Regions from separate parts of the Mus musculus genome. Here all the other regions are linked to region 1. The links are chromatin loops, found by intact Hi-C in ENCODE. Cell type or tissue: heart. All regions are shown on one strand. Each heading gives the region's core, and the rest is flanking DNA. Links, peaks and the distances in the headings are about the cores only.

Region 1 (5,887 bases), core at 585-4,584:
CTCCCCAATTGTAGCCGAGGGATGCATACAAGTTGGGGTGAAGGCTTCTTGATATCTAAATCAGAATGCTTCCCGTTCCTCTAAGGTAGTCAGCAGAGTACCACAGTCTGAGTGGAGAGAAAGGAGTAGCAAGCCAAGGTCAACTGATAAAGCAAAGTCATAGAGTGGGGGTTGGGGATAGACAAAGAGACAGAGAGACACATGCACAGAGAGACAGAGTCGGACACACAGAGACATTGAGAACACTCCATTTAGCAGTGGGCACCAGCAGAGAATGTGTGACTGGGTCTGACTGCACAGGAGTCTCAAGCCATGTGGATTTTCTTTTTGACATTGCATGAAGCTGAGAAATTTCATTATTATAAAGGCTGTCAGTGAGGTCTCTTACTTGCATGTGGGGCTGTAACTCCAGTCAAAATAATACTGGTTTTTCATTTGGGAAGTGCTTATAAAACCTAGGAAGAATGCAGTTTGCTGAAAGAGGGGAGCCTGTCCTCCATTGATGGGAGACAGAAATGTGAGGGAGAGGTCCTGGGAGACCATGTGTTCCCGAAGGAGGGGACACAATAATTAATGGGAGGAGCCCAGTCAGGGACAGCATAGAAGTAGGAGTTTATTAGAGCCATTGAGGGAACTTCAGGAAGACCCGCTAGAGCAGTGGTTCTCATCCTGTGGATCTCGCCCCCTTGGAGGCCGAGTAGCCCTTTCATAGGGGTCACCCAAGACCACCAGAAAACACAGATATTTATGTTACAATCCATAACAGTAGCAAAATCACAGTTATAAAGTAGAAACGAAAATAATTTTATGGTTGGGGTCACCACAGCACAAGGAGCTGTATTAAAGGGCCACAACATTAGGAAGTTTGAGAACCACTACTCTAGAAGGTTCCAAATGGTTTCCCAGGGGAAGTCTCACAAATGTGCTAAGGTGAGACTTTTCACCTTTCTGGTTAGAGTAAAGAGAACTGGGTGTGCTGGAGACAAAACATATTTGCCTTTTGCAGGGACCCTTACGAGTTCAGGGCAGTTTTTCTGGTCCAGGTGAGACAGAATTCAGGCAGCCAGAGTCAGAAGAAAAAGTTAGAGTGCCCAGTGAGGCTGTACACTTTAACAGCGGGGCTCACACACTGTTGCCACGGTAACAGAGTTTGTATGAGCTCAGTACCTGGAAGAGGTGAGGAGAAAGGAATTCTAGCCGGAACTCCGTTAAACCGCACCGGAGAGCCTGGTGGTCACAACTGCCGAGGGAATAGTAAGTGGAACTCTGGTCAGTGTTTGTCATGCAAAAAAACTTTACAGAAAGTTGTTTTGTTTTCAGAATGGGGTGTGCTTCCAGTATGGGAGAAACAAGCATCTAATACGTCTAACGTTTGTAGATTTGCTCTCATCCATATTTGCGTATCACACTGTCCTACAGGGACCACAGGCAGAAAGCATGCACATTGACTGGGGAGACTGAAAAATCGGGACAGACTTCAGAGGAGGCTTGTCTGGGAGTTCTGCTGGGAGTCTCTGTCCTTCTCCTGTCCTGTGGTGCGCTGGAGGACCTCCCTGGATCCAGCGTCAGCAGAGAGGTGTTGCTCCTGCGTCTCAGTGACTACGGCAGTGAGGAGATGGGGGTTTGAGAAGTAAGTTGTATCTTCTGAGTGAAGCCTTATGCTTCCTAAAGGCCAGAATCCTTATGGAATGAAGGAGTAAGGGAGGCCACCCTGTGGGCTCTGAGTGACCTTAATAGTGCTGACCCTAACCATGCTTCACAGAATTAAACAATAGAGAATGCCAGCTGTGTGGTTCCCGCAAGAACAAAAGCTGGGGACACACTCATTGAACCGTGCCCGCTGAGGGACAATCTTGGACTCTCTCTTCTAAAAGCTACTAGAGAACAGGTCAATTCTTGCTTTCTGAACTAACATCTAGGTCATACATCGAAGCATCTTCATTGATACAGGAAGTAGAAAGCCACAATAGAGAAATGGCCAGACTGGGTCAGGCAAGGGAGCTTAGAGACTAAAATACAATCTGAGCAGTCAAAGCTGTGCGAATATTTCAAACAGAAACCAAGCAGAAATAGCACCTTCCCGTGACATTTCCCGTGCCTTCTAGGGAGAATCTCCCCGTTATTGTTATCAAGCTTGCAAAGTGATTATGTGCCTAGCCATAGCCCCCGAGGAAGAAGACATTTTAAGTAGGAAGCCATCAGGATCGTGAACACAGTGGTGCCTTCTTGACTTTCTCGGAGGAGCTGGGCCCCACAGCTGGGTGACAGTGCCCTCCTATACACAGAATAAGGACTTGGTTCCCCGTGAGCTCAAAACATGGACAATTCTTAAGCCATGTTTACCAAAACTTCACGTTGCTAAAGAATGTGCTGGGGCACTAAGGAGAAATGATCTTCATAAAACCCGGATGGCTCCAAATCTGATGTAAAGTATCAAGAAAGCAAGAACACACAAAAAGTAAACAAAAAAAAACACCAACAGGTAATTTTAAAAAAGAATACTGGAAAAAGATAAAAGTCCACAGCCAAACAAATTGAGAGAAAAGTGTTAGTTGAAAATGGTTTCACTTGGCCAACCCTGAGAAGCTCAAATACGTTAAAAAGCTACACTTCATTATACTGGATCCACCATTTCTAGCATTTACCTATAAGAAAACCCTTTTATTCAAGACTACTATCAACATAAAGAATAATTTCCTAGGAATCACTAATGAACCAAATGAAGGATGATCGGTTTAAATGGACCTATGTTTTTCTTTCTCAGAAAGCTTTCAAAAGGAAGGGATATGTTTTTGAACCAACAATCCAGATTATATTGATTTGTACCGTCCACTGAAGCCAGCCACACACTTTTTACGACATTGGTTGTGCTTGCTGCCTGCTGAACTCCAGTCTTTGGGAGGGGTCTTTGGCTCCAGCGCGAAGGCAAGCCCCCAACACTTCCAGCAGGGGGCTCTGTCCCCCAGCACAGACTATGAAATGCTAGAAGACAGTTCAAGGTTAAGATGGCTACACAAATAACAAGCCAGTCACATAGCCTGGCCACTAGGACAGTGCAGCATAAATGTGTGGTCATGGTTCAGGAATGTTACCATGAGGATAATCTGTGACAAAATCTTATTATTAGGTCTTATCCTGTGCGCTATTTTATATCTAACCAAGCGAATCCAAAGGGGTGGGTGTGGTAATACACAAGGAAGCAAAGAGTATTTTTTATGAAATAACATCAAAAGATAGGCCTCACATTAAAAATACTGAGAGATTTAATGATTTTCCTAAATGGTTGATAACTCACAAGTGCCAGTTTTCCATTAAAGAAACTAATGTAGGAAAGAGAAAACGTGAGAGTAAAGTTAGAGGTAAATGGAAATGAATTAGTTCTCCTGAGATGACAGACTGAACTTTGCGAAACCGATTTCTACAATTAGGGTGATGGTGGTGGTTGGAGGAAGCTGTATTCTGGTAGACATGTGATCTAGATGACTTTTTCCTCAAATACTTTTATCTTCACCCCCCCACTCTTTCTCCCCTGCAAAATCAAAAGCCCTTTACTTACAGTTTGAATTGTAACTAAATAAAAATATTTGGTTCAGAGTTTGGGAGGCACCACTCTGAGCAAGAATGATTAGAAAGAAAGTAAGTAGCCATGCCAGCCCAAAGCTGCAAAGTAGAAAGTTCACACAGGCCGCTTCTCGTTCTTGCTTTATTTCAGAGGATGATAGCTTCTAGAAGGGGCTCACATCCCCACTGGGAGAGAGACTGCCACCAGACAGGTGCAAGTGGCTAATGAATGATGACATTTGCAAGAGAGTGGAACAACTTATTCCCTTCCCAGCCCTAAGAGGCTTTACGTGTAATGCACAAAACACAGGCGCGAGACGCAAGTCATGAGGGGAGGCTGTCAGGCGGGTGCCATTCCTCTATTGAAACACCATAACTCTGTCTATAAATAAAACAAATAGTCTACGCTCAAGTTTCCAGTTGATCCTGTGCTGAAGATTCTAAGAATGTGAATCGCTTTGTCCACACTAAATATCAACATTACGTGAAGATGCCATTGTCTCTTTCTTGGGTTGTATTTGTACTGACTTTTCATATTCTCGGAGTGAGCCCTGGGTGCTTGCCATGAACTACTAGCAGAGGTCAAGGGTGGAGAGAACACTGTGTAATGTAAGTACTCAGTCTCCTACAAGGGCAACATTCACTGGGGCTCATTCTCAGCCCCGCCTCTTCCCTGGGAATGTGATTTCAACAGAGGCCAGGAGAGGAACGTTCACTCCCGCAGGCATACCTCGCCCAAGCAAGGCCACATGGGAGCTATTTCTAGCAGCTAATTACGAGGCACTCAAATAACAACACTGGATAAAGGGGAGAGATAGCCACAGAGCTCATGTGAAGAGCATGCTTGCCACTTGCCAGTCCCTAGCTGGGCAAACCCAGCTTGGAGGTAGGGGTGCAGTAGAGGGAACGCGACCAAGCATAAGTCTTTCAAGTTTACAGCACCGTGGTAGTAACTGTGGGCTCAAAGCAAGCAACTGTTCCGCACAGTCAGTCCAGCTCACACATTGCAAATAGAAAGTGCTCTAAATATCAGCCCAACAGACATGCTGGCAAAATTTGAGGGCACACTTCAGGTGACTACATGTAGGACCCACCATTCCTGGCTCCGAGGTGGCAGAGTGACACAGCTCAAGGCTTCAGGGTGCGGAGCTACTGTGTCACGTGGGCAAATGGTTCTTGGAATCAGGTCCATACGCAGCTCAGAGAAGCCCAGAGGGGCCTAGGATGGGCAGATCCAAGCGACTAGACAGGTTTACACACTCCAGGTCCAGGGCACTTTGTTAAAACACAAAATAACGTGACTAAGTAAGGATTGTGCACTCAGTCTTGCTTGAACTCTGTCTCTCAGCATGAATTAGGATTTGTTTAAACATGTGGCTAAAGGCATTTGGGGGTTGTTAACCTCCTCCACGAGCAAAGTAATTGTGCATTTAAATTTTAAGACTCTTAAAAATAACCAGCCTGGTCTACAAAGTGAGTTCCAGGACAGCCAGGGCTATACAGAGAAACCCTCTCTCGAAAACCAAAAAATAAAAATAAAATTCCTGGGAACACTCTGCAAGAGTGTAGGGGTGTGACCATGAATTTTAGCTGTTTAACATAACTGAGACTTGTGTGCTCAGTGACATTTCGAAACCCACCCCATATTTTTACTCTTTCTTAGGCCTTGGAGTTTTGTTTGTGACTTCATTCTCCCCACCTCCGACCCCACTCCCCACCCCACTACTTCCTTTATTCTTATGGCTTTATCATTTCTGGCTCAGAACCTTCACAGTGAACACCTGGGACACACAGCAAAAGAAGTCTCTGGATCAAGAAAGGAAGGACAGAAGGGACAGGAAGAGGCCCCAGGGCCTTCTTTATATCCTAGACGGATTCTGTTTCCAGAAGTAACACACAGAAGCCCCAAGCCTCTGGAGCCGACATCATCTTTTCTCTTATTGCCATGCAAAAATGGAATTTCTTCTCAGGGCCCCAAGTCATAAGCCTCCGTGTGGCCATATGAACTTCAAAGCATTTAAATTTCTTATGGATTTTACATGATTAAATGTGTGCAGCCTACTGAATATTGCATACGAGAGTAAAGAAAGACATTCTACTGAGAGAAACATCCATGATGGTTTGGGGTACGCTATCAAGAAATTGGTTAGGGCAGTAAAGCCTGGACATGACGCTTTTTAAATTCTTTAGTTTATAATTTGGATCATGGTTGCTGCTGACATGGAAAAAATGCACAGGAATCTTTCTCTAAATTATGGGCATTTTAGTTATGTTAACCTGAAAAACTGTAAATTCCAACTTGGTTATTTATTATCCGTGCTACTGG
Region 2 (5,887 bases), core at 1,279-5,278, 150 kb after region 1:
CCACAGACCACCCAAGCGAGCTCCTTCTACCTGTCCACAATTTCTACCCGCATACTGCAAATAGGCTCCAACGGGATGATTGGTAATGTGCTCGCCGTTGATTAACACCCCAACCAAGAGCAAAACAATGACATGGGGGAGAAAAGTGTGGGATTTATTAAAACTGACACTGTAATAGTCCCAATGCCACCCTTACCCCCTTGTGCTTTAGAGGCCGCCTTGCTAATTCTGGTTAGAATAAAGGGATAACACACAAGGTCTTCACACTCAGAATGACTTAGGTCAGAGGGTTCCACTTCCTGATTCACCTGTGCACTCATAAATTCTGTGGTACGCGTTGCCTCTCATTCCAACCTTAGAGCAGTAGCTCTCAATCTGCGGAGCAAGATCTCTTTGGGGACTGAATGACCCTTTCATGGGGTTACCTAAGACCATTGGAAAACACAAATTTATATTACAATCCATAACAGCAAAATCACGGTGTTGAAATAGCAGTGAAGATAATTTTATGGTTGGGGGTCAGCACAACATGAGGAACTGTGTTAAAGGGTTGCAGTATTAGGAAGGTTGAGATGCACAGCTCTAGAGGAAATGGAGTACTTTGGCATCTTCCTTATAGAGAAAAGATGTGACTGGGGGAGAGTCTTTTCTGCCTTCTCATTGGTCTATGTGTCTCCAAGGACCACTTAACACTTCCCAATGAGATGTGTCTAATACTATCCGGAGGGGCCCATAGCTCTGGGGCATGACAGATGATGGTTGTCAACCCAATCTCCATAGGTTCTATCTTGTGAGCAATATGCAGGAAGCATCATTCCTATTTTACAAAGACCATCTCCTGGAAAAGAATTAAAGGAAAAAATAACAGAGAGATAAGAGAGAATTCTCATCCAGTTATTAGTAAGGACCCAGTGTTAAAGCCCAATAGCAAATACTTATACTACTTGGCTTTTTTTTTTCTTTTGAGGCATAGGTCTCACTATGTAGTCCTGGCTGGACTTAAACTCATGGAGTTCTGCCTGCATCTGCCTCTCGAGTTCAGCTATTATAAAGCTCTTGGTTGTGTGGAAGAACCATTGCTCTCCAAGGGAGGAGAAAAAGCAGAGTACATTTCACTCACATAGGCCAAGAACATCCTGTGTGCCTTGGAAGATTGCTGGACACTAGTTACCCAGCATCTTCCTTTAAAGATGTTATACTCAAGAGTTGAAGTGGGGCTGGTTAAGACTGCTCTTCCAGAGGCCATGAGTTCAATTCCCAGCAACCACATGGTGACTTACAACCATTTATAATGGGACCCAATGCCCTCTTCTGGTGTGTCTGAAGACAACTACAGTATACTCATACATACATTAAATAAATAAATCTTTTTTTAAAAAAAAAAAGAGTTGAAGTGGTTGATAAACAAAGATTCAGCTGAAGTTTCGATGTGAGCCATAAAAATTACTGGACCAGAATGAAAACTGATGCACAGTGGAACCAATTCTAGAAGCTTGAGAACCCAGAAGAGAGCAAGCAAACACAGCTTGGCCAGTACATCACCATTCTAGACCATTTTCAAAGCTGCCTTTCAGAGCTCTGGGACTCAGGCATGTTAACGACCCAGCACTGTGAACTCCTGGGAATAAAGTCTATTCAGTCTACATCACCGTGTGCTAACATTTCATTAGCACTCAGATGCATTAATGAGGCAGAGAAGTGGATATGTGCAAATGTGTGAGTTTACAATCTATTTTAGGTTTGGAAATTTACTATCAGTGTAGAGAGCATCAAAGCTGAAACCTGGGCATTCCCGAAACCAACTACGGGTGGGAACTGCACTTGTCCAGTGGGCCTCAAGGTGGGTGTTTCCATGTAGTACATGTTTCCAACTGCACACACATGGATCTGCAGTTGCTCCAAAATTTCTCCCCAAAGTCACATATTTTTCTCAGGGACAAATCAGGGACTCTGTTTTGACCTTTTGGCCCAGTGCCTCAGCCCTGTGCTCCTTTTTTGTTGTTCGGAGTATCACAGTGGCTATTATCACAGGGATGAAGAACAGAAAGACAGCCCATTGAGGCTTTATTCTTTGCCCTTCCATTTAAACAGGGAAGGAAAAGACGAATGGAGGGAAGAGGTGGGTCTGTACTTCTCTGAGAGGATTATGCATGTGCTTTTGTCTCTGTCCGGATTCTTGAGTCCGTGTGTGACTACTGCTGTCTGGTAAAGTATCTTTGCAGCTGTGCTTTTCTGGACAAGACATGGCAAGGCAAAATGGGCCCCAGGTTGTCCTGAGCTGGCCCATGTTAGTCCCTTGAACAGCTGCCTGTGAACACACCTGCTAGAAATAAACCTCAATCGCTTTCACCGACGCTCCCTGGACAGGACTTGAAGGCAGGATTGTCGTCTCTGCTGTTGCCCGGTTTCTCATTCTCCTCCCCTAGGAGTGCCCATTCGTCCTGGCCTGACTCATTTAAAATCCAGCCTGACCGACTGAAGGGAAAGACTTCGGAACTCCTTGAACTCCTAAACAATTCAGCCCACCCTTCCTGAGCCATGAGGATGTTTGTAAAAACCCAAACAGCCCGGGGAGGTGTCAGGAAGTGAACCAAAGATAGCATGCTGTTTATAGGCCAGAAACAGTACTGAGATTTCAGTCCGGTTTGGTTGTTTAGATTGTAAAGAGAATGCAGACCCTCCCAGGGAAAGACTGATAGTCTGCAGGCGATCACCCAGAGAAACTACCTCCATAATGTCTGGCCAGCCTTGAGCCTCAATGGAGCTCAGAGGGAGACAAATGATAGAAAGGATGGCAGAAATAATTGTTTATTGAGTTCAGAGTAAGAAGAAAATGAGGAAACTTCAGAAGACACTTCACAGACCCTCTTAAATTCAGGACCAGCCCAGTGCTTTGCCTACTGAGACACTGCAGAGAGGTCAAGTGTGGGAATGCTACAGAACTTCCATTGCCCAAAACAATTTAAAATAAGACAAACACGCAAACAAACAACATCCTCTCCTGTGAGATTCAATCCTGGCAGCATTTGCCACATGTGAGGGACAGAGGGAGCTAAGCACTAATCCCAGAATGACCAAGCTCCTTTAATGAAACATTCATAACTCGGAAGAAACAGTGGCGTTGTATGGATGTTGCTATGCTCTGGGTCTGAAATGACTCCCAAAGGCCCACGTAGTATAGGTGTGATCTCCAGCAAAAGCAATTTAAGGGAGAAAGGGTTGGTTTGGGGTTACGGTTCTAGAAGATACAGTCTTGTGGCAGGAAGCAATGTCAGCAAGAGCTTAGGGGAACTATATACAGTGCTTACAGAGTAAGAAGGCAGAGGGAGACAAGTGCTGCTCAACTCACTGTTCTTTTCCATCCAGTCCAAGTCCCCAGTGTTAGCATTCTATTCAAACTCCACCCCACAGTTACCTGGTAACAACAGGCAGGCCTGACCCACTCTAAAAGAAGTTGCTTGACCCCTTCTCCCCCTCTTGCTCTCTTGATCACTTGCTTCTCTCCTGCTCTTGCTCTTCCCTTCCCCATTCCCTTCCCTTCCCCCTCTCTCCATGTGCTCGTGGCCATGGCTGGCCTCTACTTCTCTTCTCTCTCTACTTTTCTTTCTTCTCTCTCTCTCTCTCTCCTCCCCCCTCCCTCTCTCTCTCTGCCTTTCTCTGCCTCTACTACCCTCCTAACTCCCCCTCCTTCACCATGCTCTAAATAAACTCTATTCTATACTATACTGTCTTGTGGCTGGTCCTGGGGGGTGGGGGGATGCCTCTACATAGGTCCCCTGAGACATCCCCTTCCCTCATACCTCACCACACCTCCATAGAACATATCCCCCTACCTCTTTATCTTTTTATAAACACATCACCCAGCACGTGGAATATTTCCCACCACAGGTAATATGACAACCAATACCAACCACCCTAGGAGTGTGTGCTCTCTTGACAGAGATTAGAGAACTCTGGTCTCTTGCTTTTCTCCAGTTCAAGCCCTAGCCATGAGGTAAACAGCTTTGCTCTGTCATGGGCTCCCACCAGGATGAGCCACTGCAGTAGTAAAGCCACAAGAACCCACTGGTCATGACTAGAACATCCTAAGGGAAAGCCCAAAAGAAGAAGAAAAACCTTTTCTCTTTGTAAGTTGATTATCACTGGTCCTTGTTACAGTAACAGACAACTGACAAACACGAAGTATTGGTTCCCACAGATTTCTGAGCTGAGGGATATCTTAAAGGATGTTAAAGGACTGAACTCCGGGGCTTTCTAAACAGTGAGTGTTGGAGACACATCAAAAGTTCGGTCTGTGCTTATGCCAACTCTTAAGAACTAAGATGTCAGAGGAAGAGCTCAGGGTTTCTCATGAAAACAGCAAGGAAAGATGTAACAGAGGAAGATCTACCAGGTGTCAAGTACAAACGGGCAGAGCTTGGAGCCCACTGTTGAGCCCTGAAAAAAGCTAGATTAAATCTTAAGTCACAAAAGGTGATTACTGTTTTAAAAATCTTTACTCTTTATCAAACTTACTTTTTAAAATCATTCCAAAAACCTTAAAATTAATAAATTTTAAAATCTCATAGTTAGATTAACTTGGCTGTCATCCTATAAAAGGAAAAAGATTACATAGCAAAACCAAAGATTGTTTTCCCCACAGAATTAAATAACTACAAAAATTCCCTTGAAGGCCCTTTGTCCTAAGCAGTTCAGTTGGAATCTCTGGGGGCAGGAGGAGCCAGCTGTCTAGCCAGTCTTGGGGTTACGGTCCCTGCCTCAGAGAAGAAACTGGTCCCTTTCGTTCTCACCAGTGTTCATGAGTAGAACATTGGATGTTCCAAATCTGCCTTCATCCCAGCTGCCTCACCACATTACCAGAGTGTGCTGGGCTCTAAGACTGCAGCTATCCCCATGACGGTGAGATGATCAGATAAGGAGGCAGAATAACACCGTTAGCCACACTGCAGCCTGCATTCTGGTCCTGCTGACAGAGCAATCAAGGAAGCATGGCCCTTGGTCCTGGCCCTGACCATCCCACCTGGGAACTGCTTTTCATAATAATTTGAGCCGCTGGCCTTCAAGATTTTTTGTTCTTAAGGAGAAAACTATGAAGTGTGAAGATCGTTCCCGAATAGCCCAGAGCACTGAGAACAAATGCTTTCTGGGCATGAAATCTCCTGAGGATCCTTCCTTTCTAGATGCCAAATAGGTTCTTATAAAGGTAATGGTCAGACTCTCTGCGGACATACTGAGGTCACAGCCCTTTGTAAACATGACTTCCTCAAATGACGCTTGGAGAGCAACTTCCAGCCTGCTTCCTCATCTTTAAGTTGAGCTCAAAGGGTAGTGCAGATTCTATTTATAGCATTTTCTAGTTTCCTCTCAAGTCATACTAATGATGGCCAAGCTTTTAAAATAAAGGCATATCTCAAGTTCAACTTCCTGAGATGACTTCACAAGCCAGTAATTTAGCATCCACTCATCGTTAAGTCATAACCAGACAGCTGTTTGTGAGACTCACTTTCTACAGCTTCCTAAGGCGGCACACAGGGCCCTCATTTCCAACCCCCCAGGATGTGACTCTCTGTTGACACTGAAGTTCCTGCACTTCTGAAGAGCCTTCTGTGTCAGGAAAAGTGCACTTCCTTAGACTCAACAACGCTCAGGCATTAGTGAGATGGCACAGTCCATATTGACTTTGCAGTTGCTATAGGCTAAATTTTGTGCACTGGGATCCCCAACCCCCAGTAGCTCAGAATCAAACTATTTGGAGAAAGAAGCTTAAAGAGATGGTCAAGTTAAAATTGAGGTCTTAGGTTCAGACCCCAACTGAATCTGACTTGAGTTATTCCTTGAAGTCTAGAGTATAGAGAGCTAAAGACCCCAGACACTTGCGCATAAAGCC
Region 3 (5,887 bases), core at 1,205-5,204, 300 kb after region 1:
GGAGGAGGGTCTTCCTCATTCTCAATGGGGTGTCTTCAGACCCAGGCTGCAGTCATCCTGGAGGAGAGAGCTGTAATCCCCTGCCGTGGAGTCAGACCTGGAGAACATCTTGCTATTTTCATGTGTCTGGGGCACTGTGGTCCTTCACATGCCCACGTTCATGTCGATAACACAGGATCTCATCTGCTCCCCCACACATTCCAGTTAAAGGCTTGCTCTTTATTGTGAAACAGTCTTTTCAGTCCTAGCTTCTCCTTTATGTTATGGAATGCCCAAGCTATGAGACAGAAGGATTTTTTAAAACATCATAGGAAGCTAAAGTTAAGAAAACCCTAATACCCTGTTGGCAGAAGTAGGAACCCAACAACTCCTAGGCACCATCTCCATTCCTCTGAGAATCTGAGGGCTCCTCCCTATCTCCCTATTCATAACTTCTAGATTATTGGGATTTCTCTTCTCTCTTCCATCACATAAAATGTGCATGGGCCTCTCTGTTCTCTCATTGCCTGAGGGACACAAGGTACCAACCATCTGACCATATCCTTGGCAATTAAAACAGAAAAATGATTCTCCCCTTATAATGCAGTGCACACTGAATGTTTGACGAGAACATGGGAAATCTGGCTCCTAATAATTTCTTAAATATTGTTCTCTACATATATGCTCTGTATAACTTAGGAAGTATTCTTCAGAAAGAAACAAAATTCTTTTCATGCTCTTTGTTGCTGAAAGTTTACCTCCCCAACATGCTGAATTTTTTTTTTAATTAAAAAAAAAAAACTTGTTCTATAAGAATTGCTTACATTTAAATGCTGGGGATGTATATGTCCCAACCCCGCTAAAGTCACCCAGTTATATTTGGTTTTGTAAGTTTTTTTAAAGGCTCATTTTAGTCTTTTGCACATTCCATCTTTCTAGTTTACTCATGAAAAAAATGAAGCAGTGTTTTCTTACTTCTTTCCAGTTTTTAATAAGACTAAAGAGATGGCAGGAGGTGTGTGTGTGTGTGTGTGTGTGTGTGTGTGTGTGTGTTGGGGAGAAGCAGCTGCACAGGTCTTGCAGACAATGACATGAGTCCAGTTTCTAGCACCAACATCAGGCAGCCCACAACCACCTACCATCTCATTCCCAGGGGATCTGACGCCCTCTTCTGGACTCTTGGGGCACTTGTACTCATGTGCATAAACCAACACACAGATACACATACACACAACAGATATACACAACACACAGATACAACCACACAATACATATCACACAACAGATACACACAACACATTAACACACAGATACACCATACAATACGTATCACACACCAGATACACACAACACACAGATATAACCACACAATACACATTAAAAATAAAAGACTGTAAACTTTTTAAAATTAAAAGGAAAGATGTAAAAGAACACTTGGAAGTGGATCCAAATGTCAAGTTCATATCTGTCCTGTTAGTAGCATTGTGGTTCTTCTGTTAGCATGCTGTATGTGTGCAGTACTGGGGTTTGAACCTAATACCTCGGGCATGCTAGGCAAGCTGCCAACTATTGGCCTATATCCCTAGCCCGTGTCACTATTCCCTTCCCCCTTTACCTTTTAATTTTGCAGTAAGTCTAGCTGTTTCCCAGATTGCCCTTAAACTCATGCTGGTGCCCAGGCTGGCCTCAAACTTGACTCTTCCTATCTCAGCCTCCAATCAGTTGGTATCCAGGCCTATGCTACCAGGCCTGACTTCTGTGGTCTTCTTTGTTAGGATGATATAAAGATGTGTAGGAAATGTGTGGATGTACCATCTATACACTCTTCAAAAACAGCCTTAAATAAACATAAGGGAGAGTTATGACAGCCCATTTCCCGGGGTGTAAAATTTTTTGTCCACAGCCACCAGATTGCCTTGTCTCCAGGAGCCCCCGTGGTTCACCTCCATTCCATACTTTCTTGTTAACTGGAAACTTTGTATATCTAAAAGTATTCCTTAATTTTGATCCATCCCTTTGTTATTTGTTTTTTCAACAAGAGAACATTCCGGTCACCTGAAGTCTGATAAGTTGTATCACTTCAGTGGGTACTTGAGGGTTGTGTTGTGATATTCTTGTAATAAAACTTACTGGAAAGTTGGGGATATTTTCACCATTTAGATATGACGATCATAGTATCTGTAATGGGATGAAAATGGCAAAGTGGATGTGTGCTATAGTCCTCATGTACGCACACACGTGAAGGGACTACTTAGCTCTCTGAAGGATGAGACACGCTAGACAGGGATTTGGAGACTTGAGTTCATCAAACACTCAATGCCCATGGAAATCAAAGGAAACCATACAGAAAACTTGATTTATAACTAGGAATGAAAATAGATGTGTGGATGAAGACACGTGTCTGGTGTCATGGGCCAACCCCAGGAAGGGCACAGATATGGGTTGTACCATGTTCAATGTGTAGCTCTGTGCTTACACAGGGGATGAGAGTTGGGCTAGCAGAGCCCTGTCCCTTACAGCAGCAGAACCTGCACCTCAGCCTCATTCTGCACACAATGGACAGGCCAGGTTGTTCCTGAGGCTCCTCAGGAATTCTGACCTAAACCACCACCGTGACCTGAATAGATTAAAAGAAACAAGTTAAAAGAAATGATGACAGCTCAAATCCAACCAGACCGGGCATTTGCACATACCTAGGATAGCGTCAGGCTACTGACCTCTGAGCAATACTTGGGAGGCTTGACCCAACAAGCAACAAAGTAACTTCCTGGAAGACAATTGAGTATCAATCAACTTTATCGATGGCCTGAGCACCTTGAGAACACTAAGCGCTATGGGAACATGAAGCACGGTAGGAGCATTGCGCACCAGTGGGAAGCACTGAGCACTCACTGTAGTAGCATCAAACACTTTGGAAGCACTAATCCCTGTGGAGGATTAGCCTGGAGGCATCTGGGAATCTGGGGTTGTAGGGTATCTTGCATGCCCATGCAGGGGTCCACTCCTCAAGAGGCCTCAATGAAAATACTTTCTCCTCAGGTGTGAGAAGAAAGAAAATGTGCCATTCTTTTCTCTCTCTCTCTCTCTCTCTCTCTCTCTCTCTCTCTCTCTCTCTCTCTCTCCCTCCCTCCCTCCCTTTGATTGATTTATTATGTATACAGTATCCTGACTGCATTTATGTCTGCAAGCCAGGAGAGGGCACCAGACCTCATTACAGATGGTTGTGAGTTGCCATGTGGTTGCTGGGAATTGAACTCAGGATCTCTGGAAGAACACAGTGCTCTTAACCTCTGAGCCATCTCTCCAGCCCAAAAATGTGCCATTCTTAAAAGTGTTTATAAATTAAAAAAAGAAAAAGAAAAAGGGAAAAAGAAAAGTACCTCATACTCTAATCTGGCTCCTGGTTTCCAAAAGTTTGAATCTCAAGAAAAGAACATACAAATAGATCCCAAGTCCAACTGCAGAGCCTGCCTCTCCAAGGACTCTTCTTGGTATTGTTTGTTGTGCTAAGCTGTCTGTTTCATCTCTAAAGGACTTCTGCATTGAACACGATTCTTTCCTTTAACTGACAATAGGCAGAAGTCAGGCTTAGAGATCAGAGATCCTGTGAATCAGTTCAGAAGGGAAGATTCCAAGGCTCAGCTGCAAGAGCAGGTCCCAGGCGCTGCCCTGTGGAGGCAGCACTTTTGAGGACTCGCAGGGACATGGATCCCCATCCACATACTTACCACTTTCTGTTCATATTAAGGTGACTGAGATTCAAAGTGTAAGAAAACCAGTGCAGATGCAGAATGGGTCCTTAGTAACGCTGCTTCCTGTGCATTGTGAGAAGATAACCAGCTTACCATTTGACTCAATATGCTGCCACTTTCCCTGTCTCCCATAGTTCTCTTAAAAATTTCTCCTTTCAGCAGTGCCCACACCCTAACCCTAGACTCCTGCCTGCTACCTTACAGGACTAAATAGACTTTGCAGCTAGGATTCCTTCAGGTGTTTTGCATTGAGAGATTATTTGACAGCATCTAATGGGCTTAATATCATTACCAGGGTCTTAATAGGAGGGAAGTAGGAGGGTCAGAGTCAGAGAGAATAAAACAAGAAAACACCAAGCCTTGTATTGTCCTTACCGGCTCTAAAGCTCATCTCTAGAGCTCAGGCTAGAGGGCTTTCTGCTGGCCCGTTTGTTAAAACACTTTCATCTGTTGGCTGGAAGCAATTTCTTTAATCACTCCTTTCAGCTCCTCTTTCATTTTCAGACCTAGCCAAAGAACGTACATTTGGTTTTGGAGTGTTTGCCTGTTTGAGGTTCCTGGGTGGCTTCAGAATCAAGCTGGGTCCATCTGTTCTTGAAGTTTATGGCATGACCAAGACTGAAGGAGGTCATGTCACTTAACAATACTTAAAGGTTTACAATTTTTATTTATGTATGTGAGGATGGGTTTCTGTGCATTTGGCAGATGCCTTTTATACCCCAGTGTCAGATCCCTTGGAACTGGAGTTATGGGCATTTGTGAGTGAGCCATCTCGATGTAGGTGCTGAGAACTGACTCTGAGTCCTCCAGAAAAGCAGTAAAGACTGAACCTTTGAGCCATGTCTCTATCCCTCCCATATTTTAGTTTTATTTTTGTTGGTGTATATATGAGTGCAGGTGCCTAGGGCATTCAGAAGATGGTGTCAGGTCCCCTGGAGCTGGAGTCACAGGCAGCTAGCTGTGAGCCACCTGACTCAGGTGCTAAACTTGGGCACTCTTGGGCTAAGCAGTGAGCACTCATAACCATTGAGAAATCTCCAGTCCTTCTAATCATTTCTATTCAGAGCCCAGGAGGCCTTCTATAATGAACTGCAAGGCTCTATTCTTGCAAGTTTCCTAACCTACTCAGAGAAATACACACTTCCAACATTTGTCTAACTGTGCAAGTATACTACGGACAATTCAGGAATGTAAGAGATGATAAGTAAAATATCTCACACCAGCCACTTCACCTCCTTTTTCATCTTCTCCAGCCACCCAGCTAGGAAGATTCAATCTACTCATTCTCTCGGTTTTTGCCTTCCCAGGACTCCAGCCCTAGTTTCAATCTCCTAGCTTCCCTTCAACGTGATTCTCTGAATTCTTCAAAAGCCTTATGCAACACTCCAAGGAGTGTTTGTGGTTTTTTAGAGATGCTCAAAGGGGCTAGACTCCTGGCCAAGCAACACAACAGTTCGGTCATAGGTGTTATCCTGCTCCGTGCATTATCATCCCCTGAACCAAGTGCATGGTGCTTTCAAAGACTCAAGCTAGCTTCTAAGCTCTGCATCTTGGTCTATTCTATTGTGGAAACAATGACGCAACTTGTGTACTACAATAGCAAATGAATAGCAGATGTGACTATTCATTCTCCATGTTTGCTCAAAACAATGGGAAGGCTAACTCAGCAAGCCCCCCTCAATCACTGTGTGTATTCCCAAGGAGGGAGTCTCTTTCAGTTTGCATACAAAACTGACCATAGAAAGGAGCATACCTATCAGTTCCCTGGTAAGCCAAGAATATGTTCTTATGGACAAAAAGATAGTGAGGTCTTTTATCTCTAGGGATCCAGAAAACATGCTGTGAAGATCTGAGGCTCCTTCACTATCATCTGCTTATTGTGTTTTACTTGGGTTCCATTAGGTTTTACAAACAACTTTCAGATGTTACTGAAGAAGGGTGTAACAGAGTGTACAGAGGCCATACCCACAGAACCTATGCATGTAAGCAGAGTACTTGGCTATGGACATGGCTCTGCACATTCAAAATGCTTTTCTGCAAATGTTCTTGGCTCTTGGTGGGAGGCCAAAAACACCAGGCTAGTATCTGGAGAGTGTCCCCCTGGTGACTGCTCAAATACGTAGCATACATACTTGAATATTATCAGAAGAGTAATC
Region 4 (5,887 bases), core at 937-4,936, 84 kb after region 1:
AGAGCCCTACAGGTACCTGTAATGGATTTGAACTCAAGCCTACCCAACTTAGGATCTGGGGATAACTGGATACAGAGACATCACCACAAACCATCCCAGGACTCACAGAGAGGAATTTCCTTGGAACCAAACTCCGACCTCATTAAAACAAAAATGTTGACAGCTGTATCAAGTATGGCCAAGGGTGAATATTCCCTAAGCATATGTTCATATGCCAAGTTTTACTTGGACTTTATTTTCTGTGGAGTAAAGCTTCTGTAATTTTATATAACATTAAGTAAATTCTGGGCATTGATTGCTGACAAGACTAGAACATATATTGACAACCTATTAATGAACCAGGAATAGCCCAATTTACCAACTTTTAACAATGGTCCCCACTAGCCAACTCTCCTCCCCAGTCCCAGGTCCAGACAGTTTATCCCACCTGTTGCTCCTGGCAATAGACCTAGATTTACCACCATCTCAACCAGACAGGGATGGGTCAAGTCAACACATTGCTGCTCATTTCAAGGACCATGTTGGCCTCAGCCTCTGATGAGGGAGTCAGTAAAGCCCTGTGTTCAGTAATCACAACAATGATCAAGGACAGTTCAAGGTGACCAACCAGGACAGTCCCTGACATGGGGCTGTCAATGATCAGACAGGACAGGTGTCGCTGGCTCACCCAGACTAGAGATCACTTTGTATAAAGAGGCACAGTAGAAAAAATGCATTCTTTTAAAGGGTTACATCTTCTCTTGAATTTGTTTAAAACTCTCCCAGCTTCCTGGAGTTTCTTAGGTCTAGACTCTAATCCCTTTTTGGGACACAGGATGACCTAAATAGCCAAATGTACAGACAGCTCTCAGCTCTGCAAGTAAATACGGCAAAATACAGGGTAATTAAAGCTGATCTCTTAGTGCCTTAGAGAAAGCTTTCCTCTCCTACCTCAAAACACACATGCGTGTTGTTTTTCAGGGATGCTAACAGTTGACTCGCCCAGTTTTATCACACGGAGCCAATGAAAAATCACATGCTGTGGGCAAGTCCACTGTTTTTAAGCAGAGATCCTTCTAGGATGCTTGGCTAAACTTGAAAAGAGTTGTGCTGAACGTGTAATTACAGGGGGTGACTTCACTTTATTAAAACGTCTTTGCTCATCAGGGAAGGAGTTGAGTCACGGGGCAGTGAGTGAGCTTTTCGGAAGGTCATGCCCAGGATGCCGTTGGTGATACTGGGATGGCGTCTGGGAAAGACACTCCATTACACACAGGCGCACAGAGCCCCATGGAGTTCTCTCTGTGAGCTAGCCTGAACACCGCTCCAAAGAGTCCAGAGCTGACGAGACTACTTGGGCGCTAAAAATAGATCCCCATAGCTGCGAGAGACACTCGGTTGCTCTGGCCCCCGGATGTACAGCATGTTGGCAGCTAAAAGTGTGGTTGCTCGGTGGGAAATGGGTGTTCTAGTAAGAATTCTAGCCACAGATACCGTTACAAGCTGGACTACTCCCAAGTTGTTAAGTACCCCCCAAAGTCAAAGATCTTTATGGTTCTTTTTGAGGGTCACATCTTCCCAGGGAGACTCCCAGTCTTGGACTAAGTTCTGTAATGTTTCCCCACCCTACCAAGCCCAACTTAAATGCCAACCGAGCTAGGGAGAAGCGCCTCTTTGTTTGTTTCTAACACTGGGTCCTGAGTTGTTTTCTATTTTAAAGAGCCTTAGCACGGAGATCAAAGAAACAGACCTTCCTTGTTTAAAATCTATAAATAGACAGTAGATAAAATCTGATTGTATTACATCCTTTAAAAAGCAAGACTGGGCAGGCGAAATGGTTCAGATAACAAGGTGCTAGTATAAAAGTACGAGGACCTGGGTTCGGTTCCTAGAAGCCATTGAAAATAAAGTTAGGCAATGTGGCACATGCTTGTCATCTCAGTGCTGAAGAGGTGGAGGTAGACACCTGGGTATCGATGGCCTGCCAACTCCCCGCTGGTAAGGTCCAGGCCAGTGGGACCCTATCTCAAAGTATGCCTGGGGAATGATAACCAATGTTGTCCTCTGTCCCTCAGCCTTGAGCATGCATCCTCCCCACACACACCCAATGAAACCCTCAAGGTCATCCTGAAGAATTGATGCTCTCGTAGGCTCATGTTGTGATATTGTGAACAGTCAGCTGACCACCTTCCACCAGCTCCTAGCCACACCCATCCAGAAGCCAGAACCCAAACAGTATCTAAGCACCTGGCATTGTGAAACAAATTCTTAAAATGGCCACAAACATGCGCACTCGGTCATGGGACCAATGGAGTAGTATCACTCAGGAACTTGTAGACAGCAGGAGCAAACCCAACCCAGTCACACACATGTGTCATCACGAGATGCTTCAGGCTGCAGAGGAAGGCTATGAGGCTGAGGGTCAGCCTTACATATCAGTACACAGGGCTTGTTGAAATCCCAGGCACAGGGAAGAATTTATCTTGATCCAGAAGAGAAAAAAAAAAAAAAAAGACAGCACAAAGCAGGCTTATTCTGACTTCTGTCCATGAAGCCAAAGCAGTGTCACCTTTTGATTATGGCAGCAACTGCCAAACTTGATGTCCATCTCATGCTTTTGTTTTGACAAAACACTCTTAATGTACACTATCTTTATTGCCTGGTGACCACCGCACCAGTGGAAGCCAATGAGCAGTTACAGGGGCCTGTGTTATCTGCTTCTGGGTTTCTGTCTCTCACTTGTCAGTGCTCTGTCTCTGTTCCCCAGACTGGCTCTTCCACTTTGCATTTCTGCCAACACCTGATCCTGGCTTTATCAGTTCTTAGCCACTGAGCCAGTGTTCCCCTGATAAGAAAACTCAGAGAGAAGAGAAGCTAGGAATTCTTTGGGACGTATTTATTTACATTTCCTGCCTTTTAGACAATTTAAATTCAAACATCTGTCCTGTCTTCCTCCCTGAAGTTTAACCTCGAGAAGAAATTATTTCAGCAAAGAAAAAAAATGCATGAGCCCTTAGTTTTGAGGACTCCTTCCCCCATTACCCACTAAGTTAACTTCACAGACCCTCCACCTCTGCCTGTGCATTTCTTATCAATGCCCCCAATTGCTTGCAAATTTCGGGAAAGCAGCCGGTACCGAATGTAAGATCCGGACCTCTCACTCTTACAGCTGCTGATTCGGCCACATTCACAGGTTAGTGTTTGCTAGAAGAAAGGGCTAGAAAGCTCCTGTAGTCGTCGTAAATACCTATTCTCCAGCCGCACAAGCCTGACGCGGAGTGTCATTTCCTCCACCACATGGAGAAACATTAGTCTTTCCTTAAAAGGGGAGAGCTACACTTTTGATGCAAACTTTGCCCCACTCTGAATGATATGTGTGCCTTTTATGTTTATTAAACTGCTATCCAGCAGAAAAAAAAAGCAGCCTAATATTTTGACATGAAGGTCATTTGAAAGTTTTACTGCTTGCAAGGCTGATCCATTTTGTTGACAAAAAGCTCTCTCAGGGATCCCTGAGGTATCCCCGCCTTCCTGACTCTCCCAGAGTCTGACATTTCTTTCCCCCTCTCTCTTCACCTCTTCCCACCCATTAAATAGGTCCCAATGAATGACTAATTGCCACCTCATTAAGGTTGTCCCAATGAATGATGCTATGGCATTCGGAAAGGATTTGAGATAAACACCCAAATATCCATGATACTATAGTGAGGCTTCGTTTGAGAGGGGAGGAAGAAATGGAGATGCTACAAGCTCCGCCTATTCAGCAGCAGGAGCTGGGGTACCAGAATAAGGCACAGCACACACTTCAAAAACTGCAAAGGGTTCCACTAACATAGGCTCTTGGGGTGCAGACCTTCAAAGGTGCCTTGTTTTGCTGACATGGAAACCATAACAGAAGTGACACATGGTTCACCAGGGTGTCCCAGTGTGCCCGAGAAGGATAACAGGGAAGAAAGGGACTCCAGTCATAGGCACCCAACAAAGGACTCGAATGGAGCAAAACCGGGGAGGAAGTGAAGTCTCTACAGAGAGCCAACCCCCACCAGAGGACAGGAGCGACAGCAGCACAGCCCGGCCTTCATCTCTACAAAACACACAGCATTGCTTATTTTATCATTTGAACACTTCGAAAACAGAACAGGAATGGCGGCTGGTTTCCTTCCACTTTAAGGACACAGAAATCATTGCGTCCCTGAGAACAAAGATGGCCTTTCACGCTCTGCTCGTCCCGGCATAACATTAGCAATAACAGAACAGCACAGACAGTAGCCCTGAGGTAAATCAGACCTCACAGCCACCACCAAAAACAAAAACAAAAATAAAAACAAAAACAAAAACAAAAAGCAAATTACCAGAGAGCAAAGTGCAGCAGCACCCTCTAAAATGTCACCTGTACTTTAAAGGGCTCCGTCTTTATTTCTTTATTTATTGCCTGCATTCAGGATCCTGTTGCCAATATTGATCATGGGGTGTTATTTTCTCATTTCAGTAACAGCCCGGCACCTGATTCTACTTATAGCGTCTCCAGAAAGAAACATCAACCTAATAAATGAAATCACATGACAAGATCTGGCTTTATTTATTGTTTATTTATTTATTGTCTCATAATTACACTGAAGTTGCTTTTCTTTCTATAGCCACCCCAAATGCCATGGGATGAAGCTATGAATGCAGGGGCCCCTTCAGCTTCTAGTGAGAGACAATTACCCAGAGCTAAAAGCACAGAACTAAGTAATTATCATATTTGGCCAGGAATTCTCTGCAGCTAAAGAGAAGTGAGGTGCTGAACATCGCTCTGTGGATGGCAGGAACTTATTACCATTTGTTAAGTCACGTGTCTCTGAAACATCTCAGCAAAAACCGACATTATACAAAAAGCCACACTTGATGTCTCTCTGTAAGGTCCATCTGGAGGGACCCACTGTCACAGCACATGGGAGCCAGTGTGAATGCCCACAACATTTAGCCAGCATGGGCAATTCTTACATTTTAATTTAGTTACTGGTGGGGGAGACATGTGGCAATGTGGAGGAGGTCAGAGGACAGTTGTCCAGAGCTGCTTCTCTCTTGCAAGCCCCAGGGATTGAACCCAGGTTGTCACACTCACTCAGCAAGCGACTTCACTCGCTGAGCAGGTCCCTCATCGTGTCTCTGAAAGAGAAGCGGGATTGACTCTAATTGGGGCTAATGTCCAGGAGACTCACATTCGTTAACAGCCTTGTCATTCACCTGACACACGCCAGGCAGAGTGTTTCTGTAGCACAGGTTAGCTCCTGGTTCTTCCCATTCACTCTTGTGACAGTCTAAGCCATGTAAGAATTTATAGACAGGTGATAAAAGACTCATCTATCATCTATCTATTATCTATCTATCTATCTATCTATCTATCTATCTATCTATCTATCTATTGTCCATCCATTTACCATCTACCCACAATCTATCATCTATCTACCATCTATCTATCTATCTATCATCTATCTACCATTTATCTACCATCTATCTATCATCTATCATGTATCTATCTATCAATCATGTATCTGTCTGTCTGTCTGTCTGTCTGTCTACATAGAGTCTTATGCATCTCAGTCTGGCCTGGAACTCTCCATGTAACTAAGGATGACCGTGAACATCTGGTCCCCCTGCCTCTACCTTCCAAGTGTGTAACCACAGGCAGGCACCAGCAGGTCTGATTTTTGCCATGCTGGGAAATGTAACTGGAATTTCATACACTCTAAGCAAATACTCAAGTGACTGATATCCCAGTCCAGCAAACATATTTGAGATGCAGGAAAGAGGTATATGAACGCTGGGTCTAGAAAAGGCGGAACATCTATGATTAGGCCGGGACATAGTTCTGTCACTGAGTTCATTCATGGCATGTGGAAAGAATGCCTCTAACATAGCCAAT
Region 5 (5,887 bases), core at 864-4,863, 190 kb after region 1:
ATCAAAAGAAAAATCTACCAAGATGAACTCTCAATTCTGAACATCTATGCTCCAAATACAAGGGCACCCACATTCATAAAAGAACTTTACTAATGCTCAAGGCACACATCACACCCCACACAATAATAGTGGGATACCTCGAGACCCCACTCTCATCAATGGACAGATCCTGGAAACAGAAACTAAAGAGACACAGTGCAGCTAACAGAAGTCATGAACCAAATGGATCTAACAGATATTTATAGAACGTTTCATCCTAAAACAAAAGAATATACCTTCTTCTCAGCACCTCACAGTACCTTCTCCAAAATTTACCCTATAATTGGTCACAAAACAGGCCTCAACAAATACAAGAAGACTGAAATAATCCCATGCACCCTATCAGATCACCACAGACTAAGGCTGGTCTTAAATACCAACAAAAACAACAGAAAGCACACATACACATGGAAGCTGAGCAATGCTCTACTCAATGATAACTTGGTCAAGGAAGAAATAAAGAAAGAAATTAAAGGTTTATTAGAATTTAATGAAAATGAAGACATATCATACCAAACTTTATGGGACACAATGAAAGCAGTGCTAGGAGAAAGACTCATAGCTCTAAGTGCCTCCCAAAAGAAACTGAAGAGAGCTTACACTAGCAACTTGACAGCACACCTGAAAGCTCTAGAACAAAAAGAAGCAAATATACCCCAGAGGAGTAGAGGGCAGGAAATAATTAAACCAAATAGAAACAAAAAGAACTATACAAAGAATCAACAAAACCAGGAGCGGTTCTTTGAGAAAATCAACAAGATAGATAAACCCTTAACCAGACTAACCAGAGGGCACAGAGACAGTATCCAAGTTAATAAAATCAGAAATGAAAAGTGAGACATAACAATGAAGTATATCTTTAACTATTCTGTTTATTGAATAACAACAGTTGAAAATATTAAAATCATGTTCTACAAAAAAAAAAAAAAATCCTCTCTTAAGTCTCGGGTCCAACACAATTTTTTCACCAGCAGCCATTCAGTCTCCATTTTCCACAAAGTATTGAAATGTAAATCTCTTTGTGTAACAGCAAAGGATATGTTTTCTAAACTCAAGTTCTGCCCCTCACCCTGGGGAGAACCGCATAGGTCAAAGGCAAAGAAGATAAACAGCCATTAACAATGAGAATGGAAGGCGGGGTCTTTAAGTGAAGTTCTGAATAGATGAAACCAGATGGTTTGTTAGTTTTTTGTTGTTGTTTATTTTCAAAGAAAAATGTCTCCAAATTTTATCAAATGACTAACTTCTTATCACATAGTTAATTTTCAAAGTGTACCTAAAGAGCTTTGTAATAGAAAATTAGACCATTTTGAAACAGGATAGCCTCTGCTCTAGAGCTGTGTGCTATATAACCAGGGCTGGCTGTGTCTACACCAGCTCATTTCGTGCCACTCTGTGTCTGTCTGCTTTGTATGCAAATTCTTCTGGGAAGATCAGAGTCCTGCCGGGAATCTCTCTGATTTGGCCAGATATCCTCCAGTGCTAGTGTTAACTCTCAAACCCTGGGACAAATGTGAGATTCCTATTTAACATATCAAAGCTGAGCTGGCCGCCAGGATCTCCCAGCATCCTTCAGTCCCTACCTTGCGCCCTCTTATGCACCCCACCCCCACCTGACCCTGTAACTTTTCCAGCTGCTACATCTGGTCCCTGTCCCCTGCCTCCACTCTTCACATGGATCAGAGTGATGTCCTCTCTGGACTCTCCCAGATATCTCTGTGCTCCCTGCTCCCTTTTATCTACATACCGAGTAGCTGTCATGTCCTTTCCTTCCCCCCCCCACCCCCCCGTTCAGCATAGACATTTGATATCTTGAAATATTTGGCACCAGATAGCCCACCTTTCTCAGAAACACTCTCCTTTACAAAGCCAGCACAGTTACCAAGCACAACCTATAGGCAGGCCCATTTACATTCCTCTCGGTCAGCTGTTAAAATAGGGTAGTTTCTTTTGTTAATGTTTGGATGGATATAGGTCTTCCAAATGTGTGGAGGGAGTAGCTGAGGCAGATGGATGAAAAAGTGAAACAAAAGGAGGACATGACCACCTCCTTAAGTGTGGAGGAAATTTTGCTGTAGATGGAAGTCAGAAAGCCTGAAGAGCAAAGAGCCTAGGCTGGATGTGGCCCGCAGACTAACCTACCCCGAAAGGAGCCGGGGAGGCAGAGAAGCGCTGACCATAAGAAGGTCCTGGTGCCAAGAGATGGACATGGCCTCAATGGCTGAGTTATATGGGGAAGGGCAGCGGAAGCCCTGTCCCTTGGAAGGAGAGGCTTGAGGGTGTGGTCTGGGTGAGAAGTGGTGGGAGGAGCCACAGGTACTGAGTGTTTTGGGAACAGCTGGCCTCCATCAGCTTTGATATGTTAATAGGCACCTCAGCCATTTGTGGGTGACCTAACAGCAAGGTCAGAGGCTGAGACTATCTAGTACAAGTGTCCTCCCTCAACCACATTACCTCATCTGTTTGCCCAAATGGAAGCAAGCCAAGGAAGGATTAAAATACAACTACTAGCAAGTCATCAGCTTGCTCAGCCTCCTGCTCTCCAGTCCACGGGCACTCAAGTGTTCCTGTCATAGTGAGCTGTGCTGACCCCGGAGTCTACAGGGAGAGGACACGAAGCCTGGAATGACCCCTGTGAGCTGCCTGCGCGTAGACCCTGCAACTTCTCATCAGGACTGAGCGTGCAGCATGAGCAGAAGTAGTCCAGAGCCAAAGCTCAAAACACTGCTGCCAGAGTGAAGATCCACCGGTTCACAACACCCTCCAGGAGAAGATGCCAACTATTTTCCTGCAATTACACTGTTGCCACCCACCCTCTGTGTCAGCTGAATAAACGAATGAGCCCAATGGGCCGGAACCACAAACCAGATGCAAGCTAGGGCCAGTCCCCAGTCCCCACCCCCACCCCGTCCCCCACCCCCAGAGGGAAAGGACGAAGAACTAGGTTGAACACAGCGCCATTTTGGTTGGGTCTGGGAAGAAAACCCCTCTAAGAAAAACGAAGAAGGAACAACGCAGTGCTGGACATTCCCTCACTCCCATTAATTAGTAGCCCTCATGGCAGGACCCATTAATTTAACTTTTGGATGTCTGGAGCCCAGCCAAGATCTGCTCCCTCCATATGCTTAGCAAAGTGCAGAGCGATAACTCTGAGTACTGCTGACAGGCGCCATGATGGCACAGAGCATAGTCTTAGTGGCATCAATTTCTCCAAATTATCACTTGATTTTGAGGACCCCCCCCCACCCGCTCTGTATGCACTGCATTTGTAGCAGGTCTTGGCCTTCCAGGAGGTTCCAGGGCTTGATGCCCACCCTCAGTAATTGTTTTCCTTGGTCTGCTTTGCTCTCAACTAGCCAGAGTGCTACCCATCATGTCTCTCAAGTTCAGGCTGTCAAAGGAAGAAGCCAAACATCTCAGTCATGGTGCTTCCTGGGCTCTGTTTATTCTAGCCAGTGAGCAGGTCTGAGGAGATTTAGTGATAGTCGGGAAGCTGTGGGTTCTTGTAGGGTACTCACCAGTGAGAGGATGTGGTTAGATGACCTTGTGAATCCCCACCCGGCTCCCACATACCCACCCCACACTCATGTGCCTCTTTACATACAGAGAAAGAAGCATATCCATGCATACATACACACGCATACACACAGGCACACATGTATATACATAAACATAAGTAGGCACACACATACACATGAAGACACATGCATGCTAACTCATATACTCATAAATTCTCATATATACACAAGCACACATGTATCTTCATAGTCATTCATTCACACATATGTCTAAGCACACAATCACTCACACGTGTGCACCTCTGGACACATATATACACACATACATGCATGTAAATACATATGTATACACATATACAGGAACTCATGTATATACATAAACATGTATGCATATTAGCATACATAGAAGAATTTAAGTATACACATATATACAGGCTCGTGTGTACAGATACATGCATATATGTATGCACACAGGCAGGCACATACACAGATATGCACACATACTTTAGTTCTGCATTCCAAATTCTCACAGCGTTCCAATTCAGATTGATCCTAGCCTGTCCCTTGGCTGGCCTTGTTCAGCTCAACGGCAGAAGCACCCAGGCCCAAGCAAGCCCTGTGTTTACTGCCCATCAATTAATCAGGCTTGACTCGAACTCTTTCCAGCACGGCAGCTCCTTCCTCATAAAGTTTAAAATGTGTTGAATAAATGAATTGATCTAGTTACACACAGCCTGGCAAGTCACTGAACCACGCTGTGCTTCAGTTTCTCCATCTGCAAATGAGAAGAGCCCCAGCTGTCTCACGGGACCGAGGCGGGGATCATGGGAACGTGGCCGGCCAGTATTCACAAATATTTGTCCCTGCAGTTAAACTCATGGGTGGCTATTGACGCCTCACTATTGATAAGGTCTTTATTGACAGTGGTCCTGCCAGATGCTACAAGATGCAGAAGCCACAAAGGCAGAGGGGTCAGACATTGCCACCTAAGAAGCTCTTTGTCATGGCAACGGTGTGTATCGCTGCGTGTGACAGACCGATCCCAGAGCCCCTACTTCAGCAGAGGGGCTCACCTGATCCATGTGCACTTCTGAGAGCTCCCATGCTTTGCTTTATTGTGAATTTATGTGGCATGGGGCACAAGATTCCATGCATCAGAATAGGGAAAGAAGAGTGCCTATGTATGCCTCCTCCATAAATTCTGCACGATCGCTGTTCTCCTGGAGCTCAGTTCCAACAGCACACCTGCCCCCAACCCCGGGATGCCACTGCCTCTGCTCTCCCATACCTGCTGCCAAGATTCACCACATGTGACTCCACCCCCTTTCAGAAGTAGCAACTGTAAGAGGATGTGGAAATAAGACCAGGGAAAACCGCATAAGCACAAGGATAGAACTTACCCTGTCCCCAGAAAATGGTTGACATGTGGACATGACTAAATTTGAATCTTACAAAACTTAACAAGGCTCCTGAAGAAAACAGTCACAAAATGATAAGTAGGAAGTCAGGCATGAATGTGAGTCTCACTTACAATGAATGAGTAACAGCACACCACTAGAGACTTAGAGCCCCTCTTACGGGTCCTCCTGATCAGCCATTCATCTCATAGAAAGGCTTCCAGGCAAAGGCCAGATCCTCTATGCAGAACCCAGGCCAGCCCCAGTAACCCTACAGCCACTGGGTGTACACAGCTTCTTCTTCATCTCGCTGCAAAGTGTACAGTGTCTCCAGAACTAGGACATGGCTCTCCCTACCTGTCCATGCACCTGTTGAAGAAAGAGCAGGTGAAACTCACCTAAACAGATTTTGTTGGACTGAAAAAGACCAAGAATAAAGCCCCAGGCCCCTTCTAATTGTTGAGAAGCTGGAGGGATAACACTGCATCCCTGTTTGGCATCCATTCTGATCAGCACAGCGGTACTTCAGTAACACCCTCTGTCAGGGCAGTAGAGAACACCCTGGGAGTCTGTCATATGCGCCTCTGCTCTGCCCTCTATGTTGGTCACCTTCTGCCACATTCCCCTCCTCTCAGTGTACAGGCTATATCCTGTAAGGACCACTCCTCCTCCCTCTGCCTATACCTACAATCTGCAGAACTCTCATTGGACAACAGATGTGCCCCTCATTGGCCAGTGAGTCTCATCCTTGTACCTAATCTTCCAGGCCAGCCTATAACAGCAGACCATGGAGTCAGCCCAGTCATGTTGATCATAGTCATGATTGCCAATCCGTCACAGAATTCAGTCTTCATAAGGTGTTTCCCAGCATATCCATATCCCTACCTAGAACTTTATAGGATGAATGACTAACAAAGGAACAAGTGGGTTGTA

What was found. A loop is a pair of places that touch in the nucleus more often than their neighbours do. Peaks named below come from ENCODE experiments on the same cell type or tissue, not always from the same donor. Only the 100,000 strongest peaks of a DNase experiment are listed, where the experiment ranks them.
Region 2: it touches region 1 in a loop (2.2-fold over the local background); 3 of 42 quality-filtered maps call a loop at or near these places.
Region 3: it touches region 1 in a loop (2.2-fold over the local background); 3 of 42 quality-filtered maps call a loop at or near these places.
Region 4: it touches region 1 in a loop (1.9-fold over the local background); 2 of 42 quality-filtered maps call a loop at or near these places.
Region 5: it touches region 1 in a loop (5-fold over the local background); 5 of 42 quality-filtered maps call a loop at or near these places.

What each region holds. Positions count from the first base shown.
Region 1 is chr17:9,891,175-9,897,061 of GRCm38, forward strand. All of the region lies in intron 1 of Gm34799 (a long non-coding RNA gene), which reads right to left. Among named protein-coding and RNA genes, the nearest start is that of Gm34799, 13 kb to the right of the region's middle. In heart, for the core only: CTCF peaks have their summits at 2,946 (motif pointing right) and 4,251; DNase peaks (open chromatin) are centred at 3,857 and 4,287; H3K4me3 peaks cover 246 bases; H3K27ac peaks cover 2,434 bases.
Region 2 is chr17:10,035,730-10,041,616 of GRCm38, forward strand. No RefSeq gene overlaps it. Among named protein-coding and RNA genes, the nearest start is that of Gm34972, 110 kb to the right of the region's middle. In heart, for the core only: a CTCF peak has its summit at 3,049; DNase peaks (open chromatin) are centred at 2,462 and 4,882; H3K27ac peaks cover 1,007 bases.
Region 3 is chr17:10,193,092-10,198,978 of GRCm38, forward strand. No RefSeq gene overlaps it. Among named protein-coding and RNA genes, the nearest start is that of Gm34972, 50 kb to the left of the region's middle. In heart, for the core only: a CTCF peak has its summit at 3,211 (motif pointing right); no DNase peak of the experiment used is centred there.
Region 4 is chr17:9,974,871-9,980,757 of GRCm38, forward strand. No RefSeq gene overlaps it. Among named protein-coding and RNA genes, the nearest start is that of Gm34799, 71 kb to the left of the region's middle. In heart, for the core only: no CTCF peak of the experiment used is centred there; no DNase peak of the experiment used is centred there; H3K4me3 peaks cover 921 bases; H3K27ac peaks cover 3,415 bases.
Region 5 is chr17:10,077,593-10,083,479 of GRCm38, forward strand. No RefSeq gene overlaps it. Among named protein-coding and RNA genes, the nearest start is that of Gm34972, 66 kb to the right of the region's middle. In heart, for the core only: no CTCF peak of the experiment used is centred there; a DNase peak (open chromatin) is centred at 2,489.